2 separate regions of the Homo sapiens genome follow, and region 1 is linked to region 2. A link is a contact called in ENCODE Hi-C data. All regions are on one chromosome and are shown on one strand. Each heading gives the region's core, a stretch centred on a gene start or an enhancer-like site at or near the end of the contact. The rest is flanking DNA. Distances are from core to core; before and after follow the strand shown. Region 1 holds the start of BPTF (bromodomain PHD finger transcription factor). Region 2 has its middle 61 kb from the start of LRRC37A3.

Region 1 (7,536 bases), core at 112-2,611, 2.8 Mb before region 2:
GTGAAAACGCATTTTTTTGTGCGTGTTTGTGTACCACAATCTGTCCAAATCCTTAATTCCCTTTTAAGTAACAGATATATAATAAAAATCCGAAAGAAACCACATTAGAAATGCAAAGAGGTTTGCAAAACAAGAGGCTTCTTTCATTCCAGAAAACCACACCAAAACAAGGGGAGAAAAATGAATGCAATGGATATGTGTTTGCCAAAGTTTCAATCCTGCCCGGTGGAGACACTGCACTGGCACAAATTTTGAAGAGGAAAAAAAGGGGGTTGGGGGGGGGAGAGAGAGCGAGCGAGTGTGGCCTGCAAACTGCAACAATGCAATCTCCATTTTGAACAATGCGCCTCTTTCCTCTTGTAAATCTAGTTTTTTGCCACTTGATGTGCCGTCGCATTTCCCCTCTGTTTGGGGGGGAGGCGGGGTTGGGGGGAGATCGGAGCAGGATGCACAGCACACGAGTGAGCAAGGGGGGAGGGCAGAGGAGGTGGGGAAGGAGTCTGCAGCAACTGGGCTGGGTGGGTACCTGGAGTGCTGCTGTAGGTACTATGGCTCCTGAAGCTGCTTTCCGTGCAGTAACTGGCGTCGTCGTCGTCGTCTTCCATCTCCTCCGGATAATCGGAGTCATCGTCGTCCTCTTCCATCTCATCCTCCTCGTCGTCCTCAGAATCCTGGGTCTCCTCGGCGTCGCCGTCCTCCTCCTCCTCCTCCTCGGAGACCATGTCCTCCTCTTCCTCCTCCTCCTCGCTCTCGTGGTCATCGTACACCACTTTGTTGACGGCCCTCCGGGCCGCGGTGGTCCGGGCCAGGTGGCCGCCGCCGCCCCCGCCCCCCGTCCTGCCGCCCCCGCCTCCTCGCCCCCCCCGGCCCGGGGCGCTGGTGCTGGGGGGGGCCGGCGGCGGCGGCGGCGGCTTCCTCCGGCTACTGCTGCCCCCCCTGGGCGAGCTCAGCCGCGTCTTGGGCGCCACCTCAGCCTGGGCGGCGGCCCACCTGCCCCGGCTGCTGCCGCGGTGCCGCGAGCGGAGCCCCCCGATGGGTCCGGACGTGGGCGGCGGCGGCGGTGGCGGCGGGGCCGGGGCGCAGCGCTCCGCAGCGGGAGCCGCGGGCTGCTTGGGCGGCCTGCCCCGCCGGCCCCTCATGTCGGAGCCGAGGCGGGGGGAGAAGGAAAGCGAAGGGGGAGGGGCGGGCGCAGGGGGGGCGGTGGGGAGCGCCGGGGCCGGGTGGGGAGGCCCGCGGGGCCGGGCGGGAGGGGCCCGGCCGACGGAAGCGGGTGGAGGGAGAAGGCTCAATCCGAATTGCTGGGGCCCCACTCCGGATCGCCTTCAGCCGCCATCTTGTTTCTTCCCTCTCGCTCGGTGACTGGGGGAACCGACAGCGGCCGCAGGCCCAGAGCGCGGTCACGTGAGCTGCGCCGCCGACGAGCCTGGGACGGAGCGAAGCGGCGCGGCGGCCGCTAGGGGGAGCGCGGGAGCGTCGAGTCGGGGGCGGGGAGCCCTGGGCGCCTGGGCTCGGCACAGCGCGGTGCGGCTGGACTCCGGGCGCGGGTGGCGCGGCAAAACTCCGGGCGCAGGTGGCGCGGCTGAGAGGGGCGCGCAGCTCGCGAAATGCCCGGCGTCAAAGGCCTTCGGAGACCAAAGTCTCCGCGGACCGCTGGCTGGAGCCCAAAGCCGGCCGGACCTCCTCCCCGCGTCTCCCCTTTCGCGGCTCGGAGAGGAAGGCAAGGGAGCCCCCAAATATCATTCCCTTCCCTCCCCCTATGGAAACTGATGCTGAAAGAGCCAGCGAGAGAAAGAAAAAAAAAAGTCGCGGAGAGGGGCGGCCCAAGCGACCGAGGGCACCGGGCAGCGCCAGCGACAGAGGGAAATTAGTCGAGGGGACAGAGAGACAAGCCCCCTGAACTTAGGAAACTCTGAAGCATGGAGCTGGAGTCCAGAAAATGACTCCAATGACAACTGCTCCGGATCTGTGCCAGGAGCCACGCCCCGGGCTGCCACGCCCGGAGGGAGGGGCGCCCTAAGACCTGTAGCGTGGAATCCGCACTGGGAAAGCCTCAGTAAACTCCAGAACGCAACTACTGCACGTTCCAATGTCCCGCCACCTTCCCAGTGCCCCAGCTAGGACTTCGATCACCTCAGCAAGAACTTACCTCTCCTTTGCAGTGGAAAAGAGGGAATCCTGCCTAAAACCTACTTCACGGTGTTAAATGTTTGTATTATCGGGAAATAACCTTAATTTATTGACCTGACAAGTCACTAGGTTTCAGCTTAGCCCAAAGGACGAATCATGATGACATTTCAGGCACCCTCAAACCTTATCACAGCGACTCAACCCTGAGTGGTTGAGGTCAGCTCTTTAGATAAGAGAAAGGTGTTATAAACATATGAATATTTATTGAGAGAAGTGACAACCGAAAAGTAATTTAAAGAAAAATAGTTGGCCGGGCGTGGTAGCTCACACCTGCAATCCCAGTCCTTTGAGAGGCCAAGGCCGGATGATAGCTTGAGGTCAAGAGTTCAAGACCAGCCTGGGCAACATAGCAGGACCTCGTCTTTAGAAAAAATTTGAAAAATTAGCCGGGCATGGTGGTGTGCACCTGTGGTCCCAGCTAGCGAGAGGCTGAGGTGGGAGGATTGCTTGAGCCTGGGAGGTGGATGTTGCAGTGAGCCGTGATTGCACCACTGCACTCCAGCTTGGGTGACAGAGCAAGACCCTGTCTCAATTTTTTTTAAAAAAGATGCTGGGCGCGGTGGCTCACGCCTGTAATCCCAGCACTTTGGGAGGCTGAGGAGGGCGGATCACCAGGGCAGGAGTTTGAGACCAGCCTGGCCAATATGGTGAAACCCCATCTCTACTAAAAATGCAAAAGTTCTGTACTAAAAATACAAAAGTTAGCCAGGCGTGGTGGTGCGTGCCTGTAGTCCCAGCTACTCCAGAGGCTGAGGCAGAAGAATCGCTTGAGCCTGGGAGGTGGAGGTTGCAGTGAGCCGAGATCGCACCACTGCACTCCAGCCTGGCAACAAAGCAAGACTCCGTCTCAAAAAAATAAAAATAAAAATATCTAACAGAATTCTGCATACCAAATGGCTTATTTCAGTCTTGTTAGGAAAATGGAACACATATGTGAAATGAAAATTAAAATACAAGCACTAATTGCCAGAGAAATGCATTCAATACAATTTGGTCGAGCTCTAAGGGTGACAAATGTGTATATGTCTCCAGGGACCAGGTAAGTAATGTAAGTCAATAAAGTAGGCAAGATGAAGACCTAGGCCAATGGAGGTGCCCATATTTTGTTTGAAGAGGGTGGTCAGGCACGGTGGCTCAGGCCTGTAATCCCAGCACTTGAGGAGGCCAGGTGGGCGGATCACTTGAGCCCAGGAGTTCGAGATTATCCTGGGCAACATGGTGAAATCCTGTCTACTAAAAATACAAAAATTAGCTGGGCATGGTGGCTCATGCGTGTAATCCCAACTACTTGGGAAGCGGACAGGAGAATCGCTTAAACCCAGGAGGCAGAGGCTGCAGTGAGCCAAGATCGTGCCACTGGACTCCAGTCTGGGTGACACAGCAAGACTCTATCTCAAAAAAAAAAAAAAGGTAGTGAGGAACTGAGAATTTTATTTGGAGACACAAAAATTGAAACCTTAAATATGCATATCCCAGCGATCTTGGTTCACTGCAAACTCCTAAGCTCAAGCAATCCACCCGCCTCCCTCCCAAAGTGCTGGGATTACAAGCTACAGCCACTGTGCCCAGCCACCCTCTTTAAACAAAATACGGGGCCAGGGCCGGGCGTGGTGGCTCATGCCTGTAATCCCAGCACTTTGGGAGGCAAAGGCAGGCAGATCACTTGAGGGCGGAAGTTCGAGACCAGCCTGGTCAACATGGTGAAACCCTGTCTCTACTAAAAACTAGCCAGGTGTGATGGAGCACCGGTAGTCCCAGCTATTTGTAAGACTGAGGCAGGAGAATCGCTTAACCTGGGAGGTGGAGGTTGTAGTGAGTGCAGATCACACCACTGCACTCCAGCCTGGGCAACAGAGCGAAAGTCTGTCTAAAAAAAAAAAAGCGGGGGGCACTTCCATTGGCCAAGTCCTCATCTTCCCCTACTTTGTTGACTTTCATTACTTACCTGGTTCCTGGAGGCATATACAGATTTGTCACCCATAGTGCTCAACCAAATTATATTGAATACATTTATTTGGCAATTAGTGCTTGTATTTTTTCATTTCACATATGTGTTATATTTTCCTATCTAGATTGAAATAAGCCACCAGGCGCAGTGGCTCATGCCTGTAATCCCAGCACTTTGGAAGGATGAGGCGGGCGGATCACCTGAGGTCAGGGGTTCGAGATCAGCCTGACCAACATGGTACAACCCCATCTCTACTAAAAATACAAAAATTAGCTGGACGTGGTGGCACTTGCCTGTAATCCCAGCTACTCTGGAGGCTGAGACAGGAGAATCGCTTGAACCCAGGAGACGGAGGTTGCAGTGAGCCAAGATCGCACCACTGTACTCCAGCCTGGGCGACAAAGTGAGACTCTGTCTCAAAAAAAGAAAAAAGAAATAAGCCATTTGGTGGACAGAATCAGAATCCTGTTAGGTTTCCTTTCTTTTCTTTCTTTCTTTTTAAATTTTGAGACGGGGTTTTGCTCTGTCACCCAGGCTAGAGTGAAGTGATGCAATCGCAGCTCACTGCAACGTCCACCTCCCAGGCTCAAGCAATCCTCTCACCTCAGCCTCCCGGGCAGCTGGGACCACAGGCGCGCACCACCATGCCCAGCTAATTTTCAAATTTTTTCTAGAGACAAGGTCCCACTATGTTGCGCGGGCTGGTCTCGAACTCCTGGCCTCAAGCTATTCTCTGGCCTCGGTCTCTCAAAGGGCTGGGATTGAAGGTGTGAGCCACCATGCCCAGACAACTATTTTTCTTTAAATTACTTTTTGGTAGTCATTTATTTCAATAAATATTAATATATGTTTATATTGCACTCCAGCATGTGTGACAGAGCAGGACCCTGTCTCAGAACAAAACACTACAGATTGATAAAAATATAAGCAGTCTTGGCCCGGTGTGGTGGCTCACACCTGTAATCCCAACACTATGGGAGTCTAGGGTGGGTTGATCACCTGAGGTCAGGAGTTTGAGACCATTCTGGCCAACATGGTGAAACCCCGTCTCCACTAAAAGTACAAAAATTAGCTGGGCGTGGCGCTGTGCACCTGCAATCCCAGCTACTAGGGAGGCAGGAGAATTGCTTGAACCCAGGAGGTGGAGGTTGCAGTCAGCCGAGATCGTGCCACTGCACTCTAGCCTGGACGACACAGCAAGACTCCATCTCAAAAAAGAAAAAATAAATAAAAAATAGGCAGTTTGGATATAGCCCAGAGTCTACTAGTTTGCAATGTATATCCTACATAGTGTGTAAAATGCTATGTACTGCCAGGTGCGGTGGCTCATACCTGTAATCCCAGCACTTTGGAAGGCTGAGGTGAGAGGATCACTTGAGCCCAGTAGTTTGAGGCAACATAGTGAGATCCCCAGCTCTAAAATTAAATAAGTATGCTATGTATTATAGGGAATACAAAGATATTAGAAGTGGGAATACCCTTCAAAATTTATAATTGAATAGTAAAGCAAAATTATTTACAAAAAGTGTACAATAGATGGAATGAGAGGTGTTTTGCATAACTTTTTTTTTTTTTTTTCAAGAAATGGTCTCGCTCTGTCACCCAGGCTGGAGTGCAGTGGCGCGATCTTGGCTCACTGCAACCTCCACCTGCCGGGCTCAAGCCATCCACCCACCTCAGCCTCCTGAGTAACTGGGACTGCAGGTGGCTGCCACCTTGCCCAGCTAATTTTGTATTTTTTTTTAGTAGAGACAGGGTTTCGCCATGTTGGCCAGGCTGGTCTTCAACTCCTGACCACAAGTGATCTGCCCGCCTCAGCCTCCCAAAGTGCTAGGATTATAGGCACGAGCCACTGCGCCCAGCCTACGACATGTCTTCTTGGGGAAGGGAGCGCTACTGGACATTTTTTGGCTAAGTGGAACAAATACTCAGTTCCTGACAAGCTGCACAGGTATGTGGTCACCTGGCTTTCAATCTTTGCTGGGGCCCAGGAGCAAAGTAAGACCAGTTTCCAGAAAGAATATTTATTAGCCAAAGAGAGCAAGGCTTTGATCCAAAACCCTAAGCACAACCATAGGATGCTCCTTTGCAGGGTTTTCATGCGCCCTTCATACAGCACCCCAGTATGTGGTTGTCCAGAGAGTGCTGTTGGGTACATTGGGTCATGAGGACCAATTAGCAGAAGTCCTTGCACCACAGCCTGGACCTGCTGAAGAATCTTCTCTTGCTCTGCCTTGTGGCTCAATGTTAGCAAGGCCTCAGGTCACTCTGAAAATGGGTTAAGGCAGCACAAACAAACGTGGTATATATAGTCTTCTTCTTCTTCTTTTTTTTTTTTTTTTTGAGACGGAGTCTCACTCTGTCACGTAGGCTAGAGTGCAGTGGCGTAACCTTGGCTCACTGCAACCTCTGCCTTCTGGGTTCAAGTGATTCTCCTGCCTCAGCCTCCTAAGTAACTGGGATTCGAGGCACACAGCTAATTTTTGTATTTTTAGTAGAGACGGGGTTTTACCATGTTGGCCAGGCTGGTCTCAAACTCCTGACCTCAGGTGATCCACCTGCCTCAGCCTCCCAAAGAGCTGGGATTACAGGCATGAGCCACCATGCCCAGCCTTGTATATCTAGTCTTCTAAATCCAAAGAGAGCCACCAAGCATCCAGTACTGTCAAATGAAATCACCCCATCCATAGTCCTTGACTTCTTTTTTTTTTTTTTTGAGATTGACTTTTGCTCTTGTTGCCCAGGCCGGAGTGCAATGGCGCAATCTCAGCTCACCGCAACCTCCGCCTCCTGGGTTCAAGCGATTCTCCTGCCTCAGCCTCCAGAGAACTTCATTACATCTGTTATATGTCCCTTAGCTATGGCCAGTCTTCAAGACTTGCCTTGAAGTCCAGGTGGCATGGGTGATTTTGTTAAAATCTTTTGCCATTGATTGCAAACACTGTGCTCCAAACAATGTCAAATTGGCTGTCAGAGTCTCATTCTGTATTACTAGATACATATTTTCTACCATTGGCCGCAGAAGACTAGAGTGAGAGTTACAGACCACTCCCATTCCATTTCCCTGAGCATCTACGGCCTACCACCACTCTGGTACCAATTTCTTTATTGGTTTTTTTTTTTTTTTTTGAGACGGAGTCTTGCTCTATCACCCAGGCTGGAGTGCAGTGGCATGATCTTGGCTCACTGCAACCTCTACCTCCTGGGTTCAAGCGATTCTCCTGCGTCAGCCTCCCAAGCAGCTAGGACTACAGGTGTAAGTCACCACTCCCGGCTAATTTTTTTTGTATTTTTAGTAAAGACGGGGTATCACCATGTTAGCCAAGCTGGTCTCAAACTCCTGACCTTGTGATTCACCCACCTCAGCCTCCCAAAGTGTTGAGATTACAGGCGTGAGCCAC
Region 2 (6,541 bases), core at 1,797-4,296:
AAATACTATCACGTTGGGGGTTAGGTCTCAACATAGAAATTTGGGGGGACACAGACATTCAAACCATCGCAGGGTGCAAAATAAAATAATCATAACAAGAAAGGGATTTTGGCTATTGAAAAGCAGAATAGTTTAAAGTAAGTATTCAAAAGAAAAGATAGAAGATAATTTATAAAGTCTGGGCACAGTGGCTCACACCTATAATCCCAGCACTTTGGGAGGCCGAGATGGGTGGATCACGAGGTCAGGAGTTCAAGATCAGCCTGGCCAAGATGATGAAACCCCATCTCTACTAAAAATACAAAAAAAAAAAAAATTAGCTGGGTGTGGTGGTGGGTGTCTGTAATCCCAGCTACTAGGGAGGCTGAGGCAGAGAACTGGTTGAAACCAAGAGGTGGAGGTTGCAGTGAGTTGAGATCGCACCACTGCACTCCAGCCTGGGCAACAGAGCGAAACTCTGTCTCAAAAAAAAAAGAAAAGAAAAGAAAAAGAAAAAAAATAATTGATAAAAACTTCAGAATGTAGTACAAAAAGATGGAAAAAATGTGAGAGATAAGAAAATTTGAGGATCTATTCTGAAAGTCCAACATCCAGCAAGAATGGAGGGAAGGAAATTATCAAAAAAATAATACCAGAAAATTTCTCAGAATGAAAGGATAAGAGTCTCAGTATCAAAGGGCCTGCTAAGTGAGCCACAAAATGAATGAGAAGAAAGGTTCAGGCTAAGGCACATCTTTATAACCCTTCAGAACGCTAAGGATAAAAAGGAGACCCTATAATCTTCCTAAAAATAACAGATAACATACAAAGAACTAGGAATCAAAATGGCATTGAACATCTCAGTAGCAACATTGGAAGTCAGAAGAAACTGGAGCAAACTGTTTATAATTCTGAGGGGAAATGATTTGCAATCTAGAATTCCACACCAACTCAATAAATTCTCAATCAAGTATGAGGGCAGGATAAAAACATTTTCAGATGTCAAAGTTCTCAAAATATTTATCTCTATGTACCTTTATTCCAGAAGGTTCTGGGGATGTGCTACTGAAACCAAAGGAGTAGGCCAGGAAAGAGGAAGACAGAATTTAGTAATTTAAGAAACAGGGGATCCAACAGAGCAAAGTGTAGTTGCAGTCCTAGGAACAGCTATGCAGTAGGCCCATGGATGACCAGTATAGATAGGAATGTGGAGATGAGGGTACCCAGAAAAAAAATGTAACTAGTGTAAACGGGCCATGTAGAGAAGCATTAAAAAACAAAGTAAAGAATCAGAGAATCATAAAAAATAAGGCACATGCATGTTATATAGTTTTTTAAAAGAAAATAAATAATAGAAATCAAGTGATGATTAACTCTAGGCAAAAATAAAGAGGTTCTACAAGAAAGAAAGCATGGTCATAGTACACTACTTGGCTCTGTAGTACACAATGTTTGCATAATCATCATAATGTAAACACTGACCACCAGATTCAACCAAAATGTGTGATATAATCACCAGAGGAATGAGAGGTAGAAAGTATGATGTATGAGAGTTAAGTCCTCATCTCTCATGGCAATAAATTAACAGATGCTACCTAAAATCAAAAGATCAAGAAATCTCACTATACACACATTGTTGAGAAACATGGAGATAAATACCAGAAAAAACAGCCAAGGAGTTGAGAACAGTAGCCTCTAGGAAGTTGGCCTATGGGGTGGGGACTATTACTTTTCATTACAATGCTTTTAGTACTTCTTAGCTTTTAAAAATGTATATTTGGAATATTTTCATATATATAGTAATTTTATTATTTATTTATTTTTTGAGACCAAGTGTTGCTCTATTATCCAAGCTGAAATGCAGTGGTGTGATCTCAGGTCACTGCAACCTCTGCCTCCCAGGTTCAAGCGATTCTCCTGCCTCAGCCTCCCAAGTAGCTGGGACTACAGGTGTGTGCCACCACACTTGGCACACTTGGCTAATCTTCTGTGTGGTTTTTTTTTTTTTTTTTTTTTAGCAGAGACGGGGTTTTGCCACATTGGCCAGGCTGGTCTCGAACTCCTGACCTAAGTGATCCGCTTGCCTTGGCTTCCCAAAGTGCTGAGATTACAGGCGTGAGCCACTGCACCCGGTCCATAAAGTAATTTTAAAATAAAGTCAACAAATTAGGAAGACAAAGGATGGCTTGGTTGTTAATCTAAATGAATCTCTAGTTAGTGGTATGTTGGTGTAAGTAAAATTCAGAGACCATAGAAAAATAGATTGAGGAGCAGCTGAAAGCCTAGGCAGAAAGACAGAGGCAGAGAACCACCTAGAAAACATGGAGAAGCTGTTATGCCCAAGGGTCATTTGTATATTTAGGAATGCCTAAATATTAATACACTACTGACTTGTTAAATTGCTTTCTGACTGTAAAAGTAATAATACTTATTGTAGAAAGTTTGGAAAAGGCAAATTAACAAGTAAAGCAGGAGAGAGAGAAATCAAAACCACCAAATATCTCATTATTCATAGATTATTACTTATCAGCACTTTCTTTTTTTTTTTTTTTTGGACACAGAGTGAGTACAGTGGCACGATCTTGGCTCACTGCAACCTCCGCCACCCTGGTTCAAGTGATTCTCATGGCTCAGCCTCCCGAGTAGCTGGGATTTCAGGCGTGTGCTACCATGCCCAGCTAATTTTTGTATTTTTTAGTAGAGATGGGGTTTCGCCTTGTTGGCCAGGCAGGTCTGGAACCCCTGACCTCAGATGATCTGCCTGCCTCAGCTTCCCAAAGTTCTGGAGTTACAGTCATGAGCCACCATGCCCGGCCAAGCACATCTTTTTAAAACAAAAATAAGATTACAACATATAGGCCAGGCAAGATGGCTCATGCCTGTAATCCCAGCACTTTGGAAGGTGGAGGCATGCAGATGGCTTGAGCCCAGAAGTTCAAAACCAAAACAAGCCTAGGCAACATGGTGAAACCCCTTCTCTACAAAAAACACAAAACATTAGCCAAGTGTAATGGTGCATACCTATAATCCCAGCTACTTGGGAGGCTGAGGTGGGAGAATCACCTGATCCTGAGACGTCCAGGCTGCAGTGAGCTGTAATCACACTACTGTACTCCAGCCTGGGTGACAGAGTAAGGCCCCGTCCCAAAAAAAAAAAAAAAAAAATTACAACGTGTAAACATTTCTGTGTCACACTTTATTTCCCCTTAGCATTTCTCTAGGTCACTACTGTCTTTGAGAAATGATTTTTTTTTTTCTTGAGATAGTCTCGCTCTGTCGCTCAGGCCGGAGTGCAGTGGTGTGACCATGGCTCACTGCAACCTCTTTCTGCCAGGTTCAAGCGATTCTCCTGCTTCAGCCGCCTGAGTAGCTGGAACTACAAGCATGTGCCACCACACCTGGCTAATTGTTGTATTTTTAGTAGAGACCGGGTTTCGCCATGTTAGCCAGGCTGGTCTTGAACTCCTGACCTCAGGTGATCAGCCTGTTTTGGCCTCCCAAAGTGCTGGGATTACAGGCATGAGCCACTGTGCCCAGCTGAGAAATGATTTTAAATAGATGCTTAGTATTCTAACATATGAATGTACATGTAATTTATGGTCTATGATTAATAATTTATGCTTTTCCAGTCTCCAATAGCTGGATATTTTGATTGTTTCTAATTTTCATAATTATAAATAATATTTTGTTGACTATCCTTAACCATAAGTCTGTGAGATCTCTTATTGGGTCAATAGGTATGAACATTTTAAAAGCTATTAATACTCCATGTCAGGTTGTTCACCAGAAAGATTCGACCTGTTTATACACTCCGCCAGGACAGTCTACCATCATTGGACATTATCATCAAATACAACTTTTTAGTAACCATGTTAATGTATCACACAATCAAAAAAAGATCAAGGTTGGGGGGAAATTCATAAAATGGAATGCAAACAAAAATAAATGAACCTAACTATATTTCATGTTAATAACAATACTACACTGAAGGGCAGAATTGGGAGGGGGAACTAACCTAGGTAGGTAACTTGAACACAGTTATTTTAATATATATCCTCTGGCTATAAAGAACCTTAAATACATACTAATTGGTAGAATTGTTTTCCTGCAGTGCTATGGATTAGGAATTCTGAAATTATTTTTAGTACATATTCTAGTACAGAGCAAATAAATAAATAAATTGTGAATAACAGGAGCCAGGTTTCTCTCTACTGATGAAGGACATCATACATATGGAAAAATGGAAGGCTAGAATGAATGAACTCTGTGGTGTCAGGCTGGACTGGAATTGGAAATGTCAGTATGGACTCATGTTTTAGTTGTACTGTGGCTACTTACGAAAATGTGCTTGATTTTTGGGAATATACTATGAGGTATTTAGGAGTCCAGGGCATCATGTCTGCAACTTACTTTTTTTTGGAGACAGTCTTGCTCTGTTGCCCAGGCTGGAGTGCAATAACGTGATCTCAGCTCACTGCAACCTCCGCCTCCTGGGTTCAAGCGATTCTCCTGCCTCAGCCTCCCAAGTAGTTGGGATTACAGGCATGTAACGCCACACCCTGCTAATTTTTGTATTTTTAGTAGAGATTGGGTTTCACCATTTTGGCCTGGCTGGTCTCAAACTCCTGACCTCAAGTGATCAACCCACCTCAGCTTCCCAGAGTGCTGGGATTACAGGCGTGAGCCACTGCACCCGCCCCCGGCCTGCAATTTACTCTCAAACAGTTCAGGGAAACAATGTACATTTACATATAGAGAGAGACAGAGATAAAGACACAGAAAGAAAGAGAATGATAAAGAAATGAGGTAAAATGTTAAGTACTGGGGAATCTGGGTGAAGAGAATGCAGGGATTCTTTATACTATTTTTGCCACTTTTCTGTTAGCTTGAAATTATTTCAAAATAAACACTTTGGCCAAATTAGCAGGTAAGAAAACATTATTAGAGTGGTTTTCCTTTGAGTTCATTCATGTGTTCAATAAAGTTGAACACATGGATGTTAATGAACCATTCGGATTATATGGTTCATATTTTTTGCTCATTTTTATGTCATGGTGTTTTTCCGTGTTGATATGTAAAAGCTATTTTTAAACCCTTCATCTGCCGTATATGTTACATTTCTTTCCTGATTTCTGCCACCTTCTAATGTTGTTACCAACTTTCTTTTCCAACCTTGGGCCACTGGCATATACACTCATTTCTAAATATCAGAACTTGTAGTGTTCTTTGAAATGCAAACAGCCTATGGTTCATTTTGCAACTGCATATTAGTTAACAGGCAAAAATACCTTAGTAAGAGAAAGTGTCTTTTCCTTCTAATGAAAAAAAAAAAAAAAAACTAACCCCCCTGAAGCACTAAGGTGTTTATTTATTTACTTTTTTGAACAGGGTCTCACTCTGTTGCCCAGGCTAAAGTGCTGTGAATCATGGTTCACTGCAGCCTCGACCTCCCAGGCTCAATCCATCCTCCCACTTCAGCCTCCCAAGTAGCTGAGACTACAGGCATGTGTCACTACACCTGGCTTTTTTTCTAGAGATGGGGTCTCCCCCTATGTTGACCAGGCTGGTCTGGAACTCCTAGGCTCAAGTGATCCTCCTGTCTTAGCTTCCCAAAGTGCTGGGATCATAGGCATGAGACACCACGCCTGGTAAGTTTTTTTAAAAAAATAAATATTAGACCATGCAGAAACATGCTATCCTAAAATTTTTGAGCAAGTACAAAGTTCACGATTCAGAAATTTAAACAGTTTAAATGCAAAATGAAGTTCTTTTTAATGAATACCAAAAAACTGTCAGGAGATCGAGACCATCCTGGCTAACACGGTGAAACCCCGCCTCTACTAAAAATACAAAAAAAAAAAAATTAGCTGGGCGTGGAGGCGGGCACTGGTAGTCCCAGCTACTCGGGAGGCTGAGGCAGAAAAATGGCCTGAACCCAGGAGGCGGAGCTTGCAGTGAGCTCAGATACGCAACTGCACTCCAGCCTGGGCGACAGAGTGAGATTCCGTCTCAAAACAACAACAACAACAACAAAAAAAAAAAAAAAAAAAAAAAAAACTGACTGAAAATCTAGTGAATACCTTTTATGCTTCAGACACCCCGTATGAGAGTCTTTACCCTCAAGCATCTCGCAGTTGAGTAAGGGTGACATGTAAGAAATAGGTTCCAATCATTGTGACAAGGACAACTGCAGTATTATTACGTACACACAAGGCAATGAACAGGCAGAAGAGAAGTTTTGTCATGAGGCAGGATGAGGCTATAGAAGAGGTGACAACTAAGCTAAAGAAGCCACTCAGGATGTCAGAAGACAGCCGTTCAGTCAAAAACAGGCACAGTATCCAAAGGAACTCATTTGATCCCTAAAATTCTGCTAAGATGTGCTGTAGGCGGGGCGCGGTGGCTCATGCCTGTAATCCCTGCACTTTCGGAGGCCGAGATAGATGGATCACCTGAGGTCAGGAGTTTGAGACCAGCCTGGCCAGCATGGTGAAACCCCGTCTCTACTAAAAATACAAAAATTAGCCGGGCGTGGTGGTGCGTGCCTGTAATCCCAGCTACT

Evidence for each region. Hi-C counts contacts between places; a loop is a spot of excess contacts on that map. Pooled maps may share reads with other maps.
Region 1: a loop to region 2 is called in a pooled map, with 5 times the contacts of the local background. The contact joins the promoter of BPTF here to the enhancer-like site in region 2. A Hi-C loop is called at or near these places in 1 of 168 maps with a recorded cell type or tissue (OCI-LY7), 3 of 37 single-sample maps with no recorded cell type and 7 of 50 pooled maps.

Annotation. Positions count from the first base shown.
Region 1 is chr17:67,819,328-67,826,863 of GRCh38, reverse strand. BPTF (bromodomain PHD finger transcription factor) reads right to left here and starts at 1,361. Exons shown (of 28, transcript NM_182641.4): 1 at 527-1,361. The coding sequence starts at 1,139. RefSeq lists enhancers at 488-757, 720-1,415, 1,416-2,113 and silencers at 808-1,007, 1,188-1,237, 1,438-1,507.
Region 2 is chr17:64,977,241-64,983,781 of GRCh38, reverse strand. No RefSeq gene overlaps it. Among named protein-coding and RNA genes, the nearest start is that of LRRC37A3, 61 kb to the right of the region's middle. Within about 2 kb of position 3,046, at least 2 of the 41 ENCODE cell types and tissues checked have a DNase peak (open chromatin) inside an H3K27ac peak, as active enhancers do; they include OCI-LY7, where a contact is called at or near this core.